3 separate regions of the Mus musculus genome follow, and regions 2 and 3 are each linked to region 1. A link is a loop called in an ENCODE intact Hi-C map of the cell type or tissue named here. Cell type or tissue: heart. All regions are shown on one strand. Each heading gives the region's core, and the rest is flanking DNA. Links, peaks and the distances in the headings are about the cores only.

Region 1 (4,530 bases), core at 1,021-3,520:
AAGTGTAGCCACTGATAAACTGGCCATGCTTCAGTAAATAACTCTCAGCCACGTTCACTAAGGTAACCATGATTAGCATCCTAAGGTCACAAATGAACAAAGCAGTGACGGCAGGAGGGGAGCTGAGGTGAGAGCAGGTTCTGCAGAAGGGGGTGGGGTAACCAAGTACAACAGCAGGTGGGAAAGATCAAAATACATGTCCACAAGTGTGTATAAAAAGGAAGAAAAGAAGCGCAGAACTCATCAGTATCTGAAGGAGGTATGTTTCAAGACCTGTAGTGGAAGACTAAAATAGTGGCAAGTAGTTAGCCTAACCACTATGGTTTTCCCTATACAGACATGTGAGAAATGTTAATTTGCTAACTAGACACAAGAAGGTATTTACAACAACATATAATGGTGAACTCGAACTATAATCGCAATATATAATGAGTCAGTTTCTGTCTCAATGCCATGGTGCACCACACTCACCTTTCTTCGTGGGCTGATGTGAAGTCACATAGCTGCTATATGATGAGATTATATGAGGTGAATGATGCACTAGCAGAGCTGCATATGTCATGATGTTACTCAGATCTACCCACAATTTAAAGTTACAAATATTTACGTCTAGAAGACTTCATTTAATGTTTTCAAACACCTGTTAAACTGAAACTCCAGAATCTATACCGAAAGTAAGTAGTTTGACCAGAAGATACTAGCCATGCTCAAAGCTCACAAAACTTGGGTAGAGTTGTCTAAAACCCTCTGGGAGATGAAGCAAATACTTTAGTTGTCATGTATTGAGCAACTGTCCTTGTGACTGCCACAGAGCTATCCTGTATGCAGGTGACTCTTTATCTGTGAGGTCTTAAGGGTAACCCTTCTTCCATGGACTTTACTGTTAAAGACTGCAGCAGCCTCACTCCCTCAATTTCCCTGGGCTTTTTCTGCTTTGTGGGGTCTGTGATACCTCTGCTCCTACCATACAATTTTGCCTTGGCTTTAGGAGTGCTGGAGAGATTTCTTGGAATATACAGGGGGGAAAAATCTACTCTTCTTTCTATTCTGTGGACCTGGAGTATTAGAACCGTATACTGAGATTTCTTTCTGTCGTCTCATCAGTAGGCAGAAGGGAAACACTGACTCATTTAAGCACAACAGGGTGAAAAGAGATTTACTGTGGCCTTAGTCAGCCTCAAGGTTATTTAGTACCCTGATCTGCCTCCCCTACATTAAATTCTTCTGTATCAAGGGCACGGCATGTTGATGTATTCCTATAACCTTATCACTTAGGAGGCTGAGGAAGGACTGTTACTTTGTGTCCAGCCTGGGCTACATAATGAGATTTTTTGTCTTAAAATAAAACAAACAAAAATATATCACCATAAACAACATGAACAAAATAACCCATGCTTTTGCAAATACAGGAAGGAAAGCTTTGAAGCTCTGCAAACTGCCTTTCAGGTCATTTTCCCACATCTTTCGTGGATATCACCAGGCTTCCTTCTAGCCCATTCTACAGGTAAGGTGGCTTAGTCATCACTTGCTATTCTCCTCAAAGCATACTTTATTATATTTTAGAATGGTTGGGCAGAGTTCTTTTCTGCAGCGATAGACGATAGACTGTAACCTGGACTTGTGAAGTAAATAAACCATATTTTCAAGTTACTTTTTTTTTTTCCTCTTTGAGACAGGGTCTATGTCCTAACTGGCCTTCAATTCGTCATCATGTCGTATGGGCTGGTGTAGTGGTCATGTGTTAACATGCCCATCTACCTGTACTTTACAGGAGGCGTCTCGCTGAGGAGACAGAAGTACAGGATTCTGCAAGAGATGGGGCTGCCCGCCGGGGTCCTGCCACCTAGAGTGCAGAGAAACCCTGAGTCCCGCAGCACCCAAAGCAATGTAGGACTGAGGATGTAGGACTGAGGCATCTACCCGGGGAACACCCGGCGCCCCTTACATTGCCCCGACGTTCGCCTCGTCTGCTCCCGGGCCCTCTTGTAGTTTCAAGAAGGCTCCAGAGGTCAGCTGTCCCGGAGCCAAAGAGGCTTAACCGTACCCGCTGCCCTCTCAGCTGACCAGACCGTGCCAGGAAGAAAGATGGCGGGTGAGGCATATCCGCTTTCTGCCGGCGTTCCTGATTGGACAGCTGGCCGTAAGGACACTTACCATAGCTGAGCCCAAGGCTTGCTGGGGCCTTAGGAATGATCCTGGTGTTGGCAGCCACACAACACGGACCCTGAACGGATACCTGTGACTCCCTCAGCTGGCAGAACTCTATCACCACAATAGTCTGGCAAGTAAGAGAAGGCCGGTGAGGAACGTCCGCTTCACCAATCGGCGCTTCTGATTGGATAGCTCGTGCTGTGCTCCGTGGTACTAATTGGATAAGCGATCAGACACCCCCCCCCCAACCCCCCCACCCCCCCCCCCCCCACACACACACACATTAGAGCTTGGTGGTAAACTCTTAATTTAATAAGTGGGGCACACATGCCATATTGCAGCCAAAGCTCTCATGGCCCGGGCAGAAATCCACTCTTTTTTCTTTTTTTTTTTCTTTTTTTTTTTTGTTTTTTGTTTTGTTTTGTTTTTCGAGACAGGGTTTCTCTGTATAGCCCTGGCTGTCCTGGAACTCACTTTGTAGACCAGACTGGCCTCGAACTCAGAAATCTGCCTGCCTCTGTCTACCAAGTGCTAGGATTAAAGGTGTGCACCACCACGCCCCGCATCCGCTCATCTTGATAACTGCATTTAAAAAGAATTTAGACTTGGTTTTTCCAAAGAAGAGCTTTCCCACTTCCCCCTGGAAACTAAGTCTGGAGTCTGCTTATTTAAAGTCAGATTTAGTTAGTGTACCATGGACAGAACCTTAGAGAAAGGGTACCTAGGCCTGCCACAGAGATAAAGGGATACCCAGCCAGGGCAGGTCCACTGGTCTAATGTCACCCATGAGAAACTTGAGATGATGTAGTCTGCATGATAGCAAAAGCTTTCCCCTTCCTTTTCACTCAGTCCATACATTTTTCAGCCAAGAAAAGAGAAATATACCAAGAGAATATACCAAGAGAAAACAGTTATGAATATGAAAAGTGCGGTTACATAGTAGCAGTCATAAGGTTCTCTAGGGACACAGGAATCAGTTCGTTTGCTCTGCCAATTAAAGCATTTTTATTCAAATTTTAAAGAAAAAATCCCAGGGAAGCAAAGTTGTAAGTCACTGCATCTGCTGGGATAGGGACCATTGCCTGGGAACAGGCACTGCAAGTTCAGCAACATGGAATAGATATATTTACCCCAAAAGATGGGCCTATCAGTTTTCCTGTCTTTGTTCAAACTGAACATCCCTAAGTTAGAAAGACTCTTCAAAGTTTCCGGATCTCTGCCTTTCTGTGTCCCCACCCCCCACCCCACCCCCACCTTCTTGTACATTTGTTTCTTTACTACTAGGAAGAGCTGTTCTTTAGTTGATTCTGCCTGCAGGGTCTGAGATTTCCCCTGTTGCTACCTGTTGCGCTGAGATTTTTTTTTTTTTTTTTTTTTACTCTTAATTCTTTAAGTGGCAGAGAAAACAAACCCTATCAAGATGGTAACAAACACGTATTTAGTAGGTTATGACCACTATCTGAAATTTTTTTAAAAAAAGTTATATCTGTCTCAGTTCATGGGTCAGAAAGGTGAGCTGACCCATCTGAACCTCAGAGAGGCTGATATGGTCTACACTAGGGAGTAGGAATTCGGTTAGGAAAAACAGCATCTTGTTAAAGGGATAATTTTCTGCATACGTCTTTAGCACAACTTAAGGTGAGCCCACCTTCCTAGGAATGTTCCTAACTTTCAGAGGTATGGTCCCCTGGTCAGGTTATTGACAGGCCCAAGTGAATTAACTTTTATATTTTAGATAGCTTGGAATGTTAGGCCAGAGATTTTATTTCATTGACCAGAGGAACTAGGTTTTTTTTTTTTTTTCCTAGTAGTCCTTTATTGCTGCTGTCCAGTTCTAAACAGTAGCCCTAATATTATTTAGGAAATGGGCTGAAATTGGATGTGTTGAGCATTTAGATCTGTAAAGTCCAAAGCTGTTCACCACAAGAGGTTAATGACATCCGGGTGGGAGTTTTCATTTTCACCCTTACATATACTCTTCAAAGTAGGGGGCTCACTTAGGGGAAGGTAAGAAACCAGATTCCCTTCCAGCATTCCTGACTCAAGACCTAAGGACATCACTGATGCTTTGGAACTAGGAGTTGGATAGCTCCTTGGCTGGCAGACAGACAAGGGAACGAGGCTTTAGATAAATTAATAGATTTTTCACTTAAACATTTAAGGTGAATAAATTCCTGACTGGTCTCCCTCTCCAAGACAAAGACTTTAGTGGACTTTTCTCCACCATCTGTGACCAGAACCTCTCCAGCATCCGGAACCTGAGAGGGTGAGGAGAGTTGAATGCCAAGATTAGCATCTTTGTTTCCTTTCCTCTCTTATTATGTATCCTTGGCTGTCCTGGGAGTTCCTTTGTGGAACAGCTTGCCTCAAACTCAGAGA
Region 2 (4,530 bases), core at 1,211-3,710, 310 kb before region 1:
CCAAAGGAAGTAGATGCTGTCATTAAGTCTCCCAACTAAAAAGAGCCCAGGGCCAGATGGTTTTAGTGCAGAATTCTATCAGACCTGTGAAGAAAATCTAATACCAAATACTTTTCAAACTATTCCACAAAATAGAAACAGAAGGAACACTACCCAATTCTTTCTATGAAGCCACAGTTACACTGACACCTAAACCACCAAAAGACCCAACAAAGAAAGAACTACAGACCAATTTGCTTTATGAATATCAATGCAGAAATACTCAATAAAATTCTCGTAAACCGAATCCAAGAACACATCAAAAAAATCATCCACCATGATCAAGTAGGCTTCATCCCAGGGATGCAGGGATGGTTTAATATATGGAAATCCATCAATGTAATCCAATATATAAACAAACTCAAAGAAAAAAAAACACATGATATTCTTATTAGATGCATAAAAAGACTTTGGCAAAAATACAACACCCATTCATGTTAAAAGTATTGAAGAGATCAGGTATTCAAGGTGCATACCTAAATATAACAAAAGCAACATACAGCAGACCAATAGACAACATCAAATAAAATGGGGAGAAACCCATTAAAATCAGGGACTAGACAAGGGTCTCCTCTCTCTCTCTCTCTCTCTCTCTCTCTCTCTCTCTCTCTCTCTCCCTGTCTCTCTCTCTCTCTCTTTCTCTCTAATATAGTATTCAAAATTATAGCCAGAGAAATTAGACAAAAAAAGAGATCAAAGAGATACAAATGTTGGTCTCATTTACTTCTTTTCTGTGAATTTCCTTCTTGGCAAAATAGTTGACTAGCTTTTATATATTCATTGACTATTTGTACTGGTTTTGAGAAGTTTCTGATTATAACCTTCACCCAGTCACTGGTTCTCTCTCTCTCTCTCTCTCTCTCTCTCTCTCTCTCTTTCTCTCTCTCTCTTTCTCTCTCTCTCATTCAATTTATTTCAATTCAGAACATATTCTAAAGGCAGAAGTAAAATCAGTAATTTTATAAGACCTATGTGTCTTTTGTGTGATCTACTTGACTGTTAGTATTTTATAAAAGGTATCTCATGTGTGACTTCATTTCTTAACATACCTTTTCACTGTGTTTTCTGGTCATTGAATAAGAGTTTAGTTGAAATGGTTCTATCTTTTCTTTCCATTGCTTTAAACAAAAGCAACTTTGTTTAGGGAAGGATGTATTTTATCTTATGGCTTAAAGTTCATCATGAAGGGAAATTATTAGAGTTCTTGAGAGTAACAAAGCTTACAGAATGAATCTTTCTATATGTATAGAAAAGGGGTTTACTGGAAAGACTCACAGGCTGCGGTCTAGCTAATCCAACAATGGTTGGCTGTGGATGGAAAGCCCAAGAATCCTGTAGTTTCTCAGACCACGAGGCTAAATGTCTCAGCTGGTCTTCAGCTTATGCTGGAATCCCTAAAAAGTAAGGTTCTGATGCCAGTGAAGGAATGGACATGCTAGCAAGGCTAGGGCAAGCAGGCAGGAGCAGAAGCTTCCTCGTCCAGCTCTAGCAAAGCCTGTAGCCTAGATTAGAGCTGATTCAAGGTTTGGTTCAAAGGCCTGGGACTCCCTACCTCAAAGGTCCAGACCTGAAGCAGAATCACCGACTCCAAAGCAAGCAAAAAGTTCTCACAGGTATGTCCTCCATTCCCAGATTTGATTTCATGACTAACAGAGTCAAGTTGACAACCAGAAAAATAATCATCACAGGACTCAAGAAGAAATTTGGAGGTGGGAACTGAAGTAGAGGTCATGGGGAAATACTGCATGTTCACTCTCCCTTTTTATACAGCCTAGGCCTATCTACCTAAGTATGCATTAATACAGTAGATTGGAAACCCCCCCCCCCCCACACACACACATCATTCTTTAATCCAAAAATATTCTACAGTCTTGCCTATAGCCAATCTAATGGAGGCATTTCTAAGTTGAGTTCCCTTCTCTCAGATGACCCCCACTAACATCAAGTCGACAAAAGGCCAACCAGTACCGGAGCGAAAGCCTCTTCTTTGCTTACAAGTTTTTTTCTATTTACATTATTAATTCATATATGTTGCTTTCTGCTCTTGGCTTGGTTTATAGTAATAATGTTCAATACCCAGAAGTAGTCCAAGTAAAGCCTGTAAGAAGAGACATTTGCAAAAGCATATGTCTTTATCAAACGTGTTTTAAAATATTATTTCTTCAGACAAAGCTTTAACATATTTGTACAGGTTTCTTTCAAACCTGGGGCTCAATCAACATTTTAAATCTTAACTTTCAAAAAATATAGGTGCAAAAGTCCATTTGCCTCATCTCAGATTCTTAAGTTGGCACTCATTATTGGCACTGTCCTCTCCTGACCGGGTAACCTTCTCTGTTTGGGGTCATGGGTTTTCCTTTCCCTACACTGAGTCTGGGATGTCCAGAGCCAATCTGTAGCGCTATTTTATGTGAAACAGTAGAAGCCCACTGAGTACACGACAAAGCGAGTGCGTGCACTAAAATCCCAGAAGGCGTCGTGCTTAAATGCAAGGATCCCACATATTTACTCCAAACGGAACGTCTGGGTTAAGATTGGGTGTTGCTCTATCTTTTTTTTTTTTTTTTTTTTCCCCATTTGCGTCAAGTATGGGAGAGGTTGTTGATCCTGCTACTCACGAATAAGAAGGCGGGTCCAGCATCTTTCGCCAATCAGAGCCGCTGTTACTTCCTTGCTGGAACTGTCAAATGAGGAACACGGATGTTCTGAAGTTTCTGCCCCTGGCTCCATTTTTGAATCCCGTGTAGCTTTTGTGAGGTGTTGTGACAGCTGGTTTCAGTCAGTGCCACCTATTTTGTCGGCAGGCTCTTCCGAAGGACCCCCGCATGCGTCCGAAGCTGGAAATGGTGAGTACACGGTTGCTCCCGGAGTCGTGGGCCGCGGCTTTGACGTAGCCTGGCGCAGCTTGGCACCGCCGACCCGACGTTCCTCTGGCGCTGTGCTGCAGTTCGAGGTGGAGCTTGGCACCGGCGGAGCCAGGAGTCGGAGGCTCCTCCTGCCCTGTCGCTGTAAAACTGCTTTATCCCAGTCCCTTGGCTATCATGGGGAATGAGCTCGGTGGTCCTGCACCCTGCAGACTTTGCAGCGCTCACGGGTTGGTGATGCGGTCTGGTCAGTGTAGTGAAAGGACGTGGGTGTTGAGCGTTACTGCTGGTCTGACCTTGCACTTGCGTTTGGCCTGCTTTATTGTTTTCTGAGGTCTCCTTGATTTTGTATTAGTTTTGCTCTAGGCTGCTTCTCCAAAGAGAAGGAATATGTAATGTGCTTTTGGTGGCAGTGGTGCTGGTGAGTTTTTGATTGGTTGATTTCTTTGTTTTTCAGACAGGGTTTCTCAGTAGCCCTGGCTACCCTGGAACTCACTTGGTAGACCAGGCTGGCTTCGAACTCAGAGATTCTCCTGCCTCTGCCTGTAATGTGTGTTTGTTTGTCTTCTTTCCTTTCTTGGAACTCATTACGTAGACCAGGCCTACCTTGAACTCAAGAGATCTGCCTGCTTCTGCTTCCTGAGAACTGCAGTTTAGATGCGAGCACCATCATGCCCTACAAGGTGGGCTCCTTAATTAGTATTTACCAAGATTACAGTCCTCTAGAAAAATATTAACATCTTCGGTTGTTTCCTTTGCCCTTATGTAAATCGTTTTTCTAGACAGTGTAATTTGCGACTAGGGAAAGTGTGGACAGGGGCCATCTGGGAGAAAAACATACGTGTCTTCTATCTTCTGGATGAGGTATTTTTTTGAGAGTTGGTTTGAGTGCACAAAACATTTCAAATTTTATTAGTGTTGTTCATGTGTGGTGAGCCAATCTTTGGGCTCCCGTGCCATAGTATATACTGTGCAGGTCAAAGGACTCCCTTGTGGGGTTGGAGTTGGTTCTCCTGTCCATTCCCTGGGTTCAGGGATCAAACACAGGTCACAACGCATGCTTGACGACTGCTTTTGCCTGTTGACTCATTTCTTCGGCTTCATTTATTTTTACTTTTACTTTTATTTTAAAACCGGGTTTCATAGATCCCTGGCTATCATGAAACTCCATATGTAGATGACCTTGAACTTGGGATCCTCCTGCCTTCAGGTTTTAGGATTTCAAGGCATGAGCCAGCACACTTGCTTTGATGTGGTGCTGGTGCTGGGACCGAGGGTGGGGGTGGGGGGGCGTCTCCATACTAAGTAAACATTCTACAGAGTCAGCCCTGTGCTCATCCTGCTGTACAGTTTTTCTCCCTTAGATTCTGGCAGGAAGATCCCAGGATTTTCTCTTTAGCAGCATGTGTGTCATTGACTGCTTAGTGGCAAGCATGGAATGCATACTAATTTTTTTTATTTCCAGGCAGAGTTTTACTGTGTGTAGCCTTGGCTGGCCTGGAACGTGCTATATAGATGAGGCTTGCCTTGAACTGACAGAGATCAGCCTGCCTCTGCCTCCTAAGTGCTAGGATTAAAGGCGTGCGCCACCACACACAACCTGGAGATATAAGATTTTCAAGTATGT
Region 3 (4,530 bases), core at 1,211-3,710, 97 kb after region 1:
GGCACAGCTTCTCGCTCTGCAGAGCTTTGCCATCTAAACTCCCAGGAAGACATTTGTCAAGGATCTCAGTTTAGGACTTTGTTTGGCTATAAAAGTATGTAGAACCTCTTTAATGATGGGACACATTATCCACAAAAACTTGGGTTGCTTCAGGGCAGATGTCACTCATTTTTAGCTCAGAATAAGCCGTCTCATTACTTCCTCCAAGGCAGCATTCTGAACTTGGGCTTACCCAAAAGTCAGAGAAGTGATCGGCAACATTCTTAAGTAGCCGGTGTCTCTCTGCCACGTGCAAGAAGTTTCAGAGCTTTAGTCCATTGTTAGAGTGGGCAGCATGGTGGCACGCAGGCAGACACAGTGCTGGAGAGGTAGCTGAGAACTCTACATGCAGATACACAGGCAGCAGGAAAAGTCAAAAACAGTTTCAACCATTTCAAGGAAAAAAATAAATGGTGCCTTTGTGTCAGGCTGATCATCCCCGACTTTCTTGATGGTCAGAGATTACTATCTACATAGAACAAGTAGTTGAAGGCAAAAACACCAAAGATTTAATATTTCTTCCAAGAACTGTATTCCAATTAAAGACTAATTGACGAACTCTCCTAATTCTTTCTGTTCGGAGAAACCCACCAAGGAAAACCAAATTACAGCTACATGAATCCCTTCCCTCAGGCTTTCCCCCCATTTTTCCATATTTCCACTTTTAACTATTTTGACCAGCATTATTATTCAAAAGAGAGCTCAAAAGCGAGGTTGAAATAGATTTCCAATGGAGAAAAATGCCCTCTACACAACAAGGAGCCTTTGCCTAACATAAATAAAGCCTCGGGTTCAACTGGCCCTACTGTAAGGAGACAGTTGTCTGAATCCACGCATCTCAAGGACAGCTTCACTATCCTGCTGACAGAAACAAACTGAGTCCGTGTTCCCAGGCCCAGGAACCAGCTCCTTTGCCCCTCATCATTTTGAGTTACTCACCAAATGTCCAGGATGAGGCCTGACCACCAAGATTCTGAGAAAAAAGCCTTGAAACCAGGTGGCCCAGGGGAGGCTTCATCACCAATGATTCCTTTACCCCTTTCCTGTGACAAGCCGCAGGAGTCATCAAAATCACATTGGCGACTCCCTTGCCCAACCCCTTATGTCAAAATACGGCTGGACAACGCTACAGCCCACTCACTCCACTCCCCTTTGCTCTGAGGTCTCATCCGAAATATGCTGTGCAATTTTCCTTCCGGGACGGGGTCTATGCTATTGTCCCTGACCGGTCAGGTTTTTCTGCTTAATTAAAATAAAGATCTTGCTTTGCTGGACTCTTGTGCCTGCTTGTGTTTTGTTTTGGGGGGACCCCCAACAGCTGAAAAAAATAAAGAAAACGAAAGAAAAACACACCGTGATCACGGAGGAAAACTACAGCAGGGCAAACGAAAGTGCAAGGGCAGAAAGACCCGCAACAGCGCTCACACACCCTCTGTCGTTCAAAACGCAGTTTGCGTTCAGCATCACCAATCTACCAGCGCTGCAAATTCTGCAGAGGTGTAAGTTCGAGGCATGGACCCACACTGAAAGGACTGGCATGAAACCCGTTTCGTAGTGAAGGGACAGAACTGGACCCTGGTCTCCTGGCAGTGTCACAGATCTGCCATCCTCGAAGCCAGGAGCCCGTGACACACTCACCATTCTCTGCTTTTGATGCATACTGTGTCCTCTCCAAGGAGCCTGAAATTAGAAGAAGTGACAGTAACCGAAGAAGAGTTGACACGACTCTTCCCGCAGCTGCACCGGCTTCAAGATGGTAGCAAGTGAGGAACCCTTCGATTATCTGCGCTTCTTATTGGACAGGGGAATAACAGCGCCGTTGATTGGTGAATAACTCCCCCTGCCTCCTACGAGCTTAATTAAAAAGAAATCAGCCTTTCTGAGTACCGCTGCAGCTAAAATCACAGTTGTCACTCATGACCCTTTTAGCTTGCTCTTCACTAGAACAAACCTGGCGCAACCTGAAGTTTTGTGGCATTTAAGGAAACATTCAGCAGGATTCTTAGTGCATGCGTTTTCCAACTACACACCCTATCCCCTAAAGAACTAATGCTACAGCTTTACAGTGGAGCCTCTAGTGTCAGTACCCCAAGGAGAAAACCCAAGACTTTTCCTTAGGAAGAGTCCCTATGTCAATCTGGGGGCATAGGGAAAAAAAGAGGACCTGACATGCAAGCTCAAGATTTGGGGAGGTTAAGCTAAAGCTTTCGCAAACCTTGTGTTTCAATATACCCGTTTTCTGCCAAGAAAATTAAAACATATCAACAATGAATTCAACTATAAATTGTCTGGAGAAAAATGGAATTGCACACCCGAAGTTTTCTACAAAGGATTCAACAGGTCTGAAAAGCAGCCTTTGGACGTCAGCCAAAAAGGTTTCTTTGCCCAAGGAAATCCTCTATATTCAGGAATGTAAAATGGTCTCAGCCTCCCAGATCAACACTGATTTTGGACCAAGAGCTTCACAGTGGATCTGTTAGGTTCGGGGAGAAGCCAAGAAAATTGATTTCAAAGACAGCAGCTTAAAATGAAAGTTTTATTCTCTGAGTACACAGAGAGGTAGCCAGCTCGGGATCTCTACTGCATACCTGAAGGGAAATAGTATAGCATATTAAAGGATGAAACCACAAGTTCAGGGGGAAGCCGGGTGGGCTGTAGCATTGTCCACTCATATTTTTTTTTAAAGATTTATTTATTACATGTAAGTACATTGTAGCTGTCTTCAGACATTCCAGAAGAGGGCGCCAGATCTCCTTACGGATGGTTGTGAGCCACCATGCGGTTGCTGGGAATTGAACTCAGGATCTTCAGAAGAGCAGTCAGTGCTCTTAACCGCTGAGCCATCTCTCCAGCCCGTCCACTCATATTTTGACACAATGGGTTGAACAAAGGAGTTTCCATTGTGGCTCTGCCCCTGACTGGGAGCAGTCAGTCAGGAAGGTGATGCACATTGGCGACTGGGCCTTATCTGGGGCCACCCAGTTTCAATGTCCTTGAAATCCTGGACATTTGGCCTGTAACTCAAAATGATAAGGGTGCAAAGGGGTGGGCAAGCTGCATGTAATCAGTTAGGTCATGACAGGCAATCAGTGTATAGATTTATGGCGTGTGTACCTTAGTTTCCTTAACAGGCAACTTCTTTTTTTTTTTTTTTTTTTATATATTCTTTACTGGTTATCAGACAAGCAAGAAGCATGTGAAACAACAGAATCAGAGTTGGTTCCTGGGCCTGGGAACATGAACTCAGTTTGACCCAACCAGTAAGATGGAGAAGTTGTCCTTAAGACTACTGGACTCAGACAACTGTCTCCTTACAGGTCATAATGAGCCAGAGACACCGAACATTCACTCTGGAAGCTCTCCATGTCTTCCACTACTTTCTCTACCAGGAGACTGACCTTCCAATGCCTTAATAGTCACAAGGGGGAAAGTGTCATCCACACTCAAGTTATGGGTTTTGCCTTTGGTTTAGATTTTTCAAGACAGGGTTTTTATATGCAGCCTTGCCTGTCATGGAACTCACTTTGTAGACCAGGCTGGCTCGAACTCAGAGATCTGCCTGCCTCTGCCTCCCAAGTGCTGGGATTAAAGGCATGTGCTACCACTGCGTAGGTTAGGCCTGATTTTAGTGGAAATGCTTTGAGTTTCTAAAAGTTTAGGATGATGTTGACTGTGTGCTTGCTGTAAATTGCTTTGATCATATTGAGGTATGTCCCTTAAATCTCTCGTCTCTCCAGAAATTTTATCATTGAGTTTTGAATTGTATCAAACTCCTTTTGTGCACCTAATAAGGTAATCATGTGGGCTTTGTCTTTCGGTCTGTTTGTGTTGGAATGCCTTTGTGGGTTTACATATCTGTAAACCATCTCTGAGATGAAGCCAACTCAATCATGGTGAACAATCTATTTGATGAATTTTTAAATTAAGCTTACAAAACCTTATTGAAAAAATGCATCTGTATTCATAAGGGATATTGATCTGCAATTTTTAATCGGATCTTTGTGCAGTGTTGTTATCAGGGAAACAGTAGCTTCACAAAAAATATTAGGAAATGTTCCTTCAGTTTCTATTTTGTAGAGTAATTTGGGGAGTACCACTGTTAGCTTTTCTTTGAAAGAATAGTAGAATTTCTCACTGCATCCATCCAGCCCTGAGCCTTTCTTGGTTGTGAGATGTTTAATTACAGCTTCTATCTTACTACTTACTATCTTACTAAAGGCCTGTGGGTGGGGCCTAAAGTCGGTGGGCGGGGCCTAAAGGCCTGGGGGGGGGCCTAAAGGCCTGGGGGGGGGGGTAAATTGCAGCAGCCTACAAAATGGAAAAATACATCCATCAGAAGGTATGTGTATAGACTATATAAAGAACTAAAAAACAAACAGTAACAACAATAAAAAACCAACCCTGAACATCAAGAAAACAAATAACTTAATTAAAAATAATATACAGAACTGCACAGGGTGGTCTCATAAAATGAAAATCAAATGGCTCAAA

The links. Hi-C counts contacts between places; a loop is a spot of excess contacts. Peaks named below come from ENCODE experiments on the same cell type or tissue, not always from the same donor. Only the 100,000 strongest peaks of a DNase experiment are listed, where the experiment ranks them.
Region 2: it touches region 1 in a loop (2.1-fold over the local background); 8 of 42 quality-filtered maps call a loop at or near these places.
Region 3: a loop joins it to region 1, with 2.2 times the contacts of the local background. A loop is called at or near these places in 6 of 42 quality-filtered maps.

What each region holds. Positions count from the first base shown.
Region 1 is chr17:33,087,104-33,091,633 of GRCm38, reverse strand. It overlaps Zfp563 (zinc finger protein 563), which reads right to left and starts at 2,267. Exons shown (of 4, transcript NM_001024950.2): 1 at 2,155-2,267. The coding sequence starts at 2,157. In heart, for the core only: a CTCF peak has its summit at 2,223 (motif pointing left); a DNase peak (open chromatin) is centred at 2,253; H3K4me3 peaks cover 1,429 bases; H3K27ac peaks cover 1,009 bases.
Region 2 is chr17:33,392,843-33,397,372 of GRCm38, reverse strand. Zfp101 (zinc finger protein 101) reads left to right here and starts at 2,736. Exons shown (of 4, transcript NM_009542.2): 1 at 2,736-2,885. The coding sequence starts at 2,865. In heart, for the core only: no CTCF peak of the experiment used is centred there; a DNase peak (open chromatin) is centred at 2,682; H3K4me3 peaks cover 1,587 bases; H3K27ac peaks cover 1,429 bases.
Region 3 is chr17:32,990,406-32,994,935 of GRCm38, reverse strand. It overlaps Zfp952 (zinc finger protein 952), which reads right to left and starts at 1,797. Exons shown (of 4, transcript NM_001045559.1): 1 at 1,678-1,797. The coding sequence starts at 1,698. In heart, for the core only: a CTCF peak has its summit at 2,766 (motif pointing right); a DNase peak (open chromatin) is centred at 1,845; H3K4me3 peaks cover 1,103 bases; H3K27ac peaks cover 1,176 bases.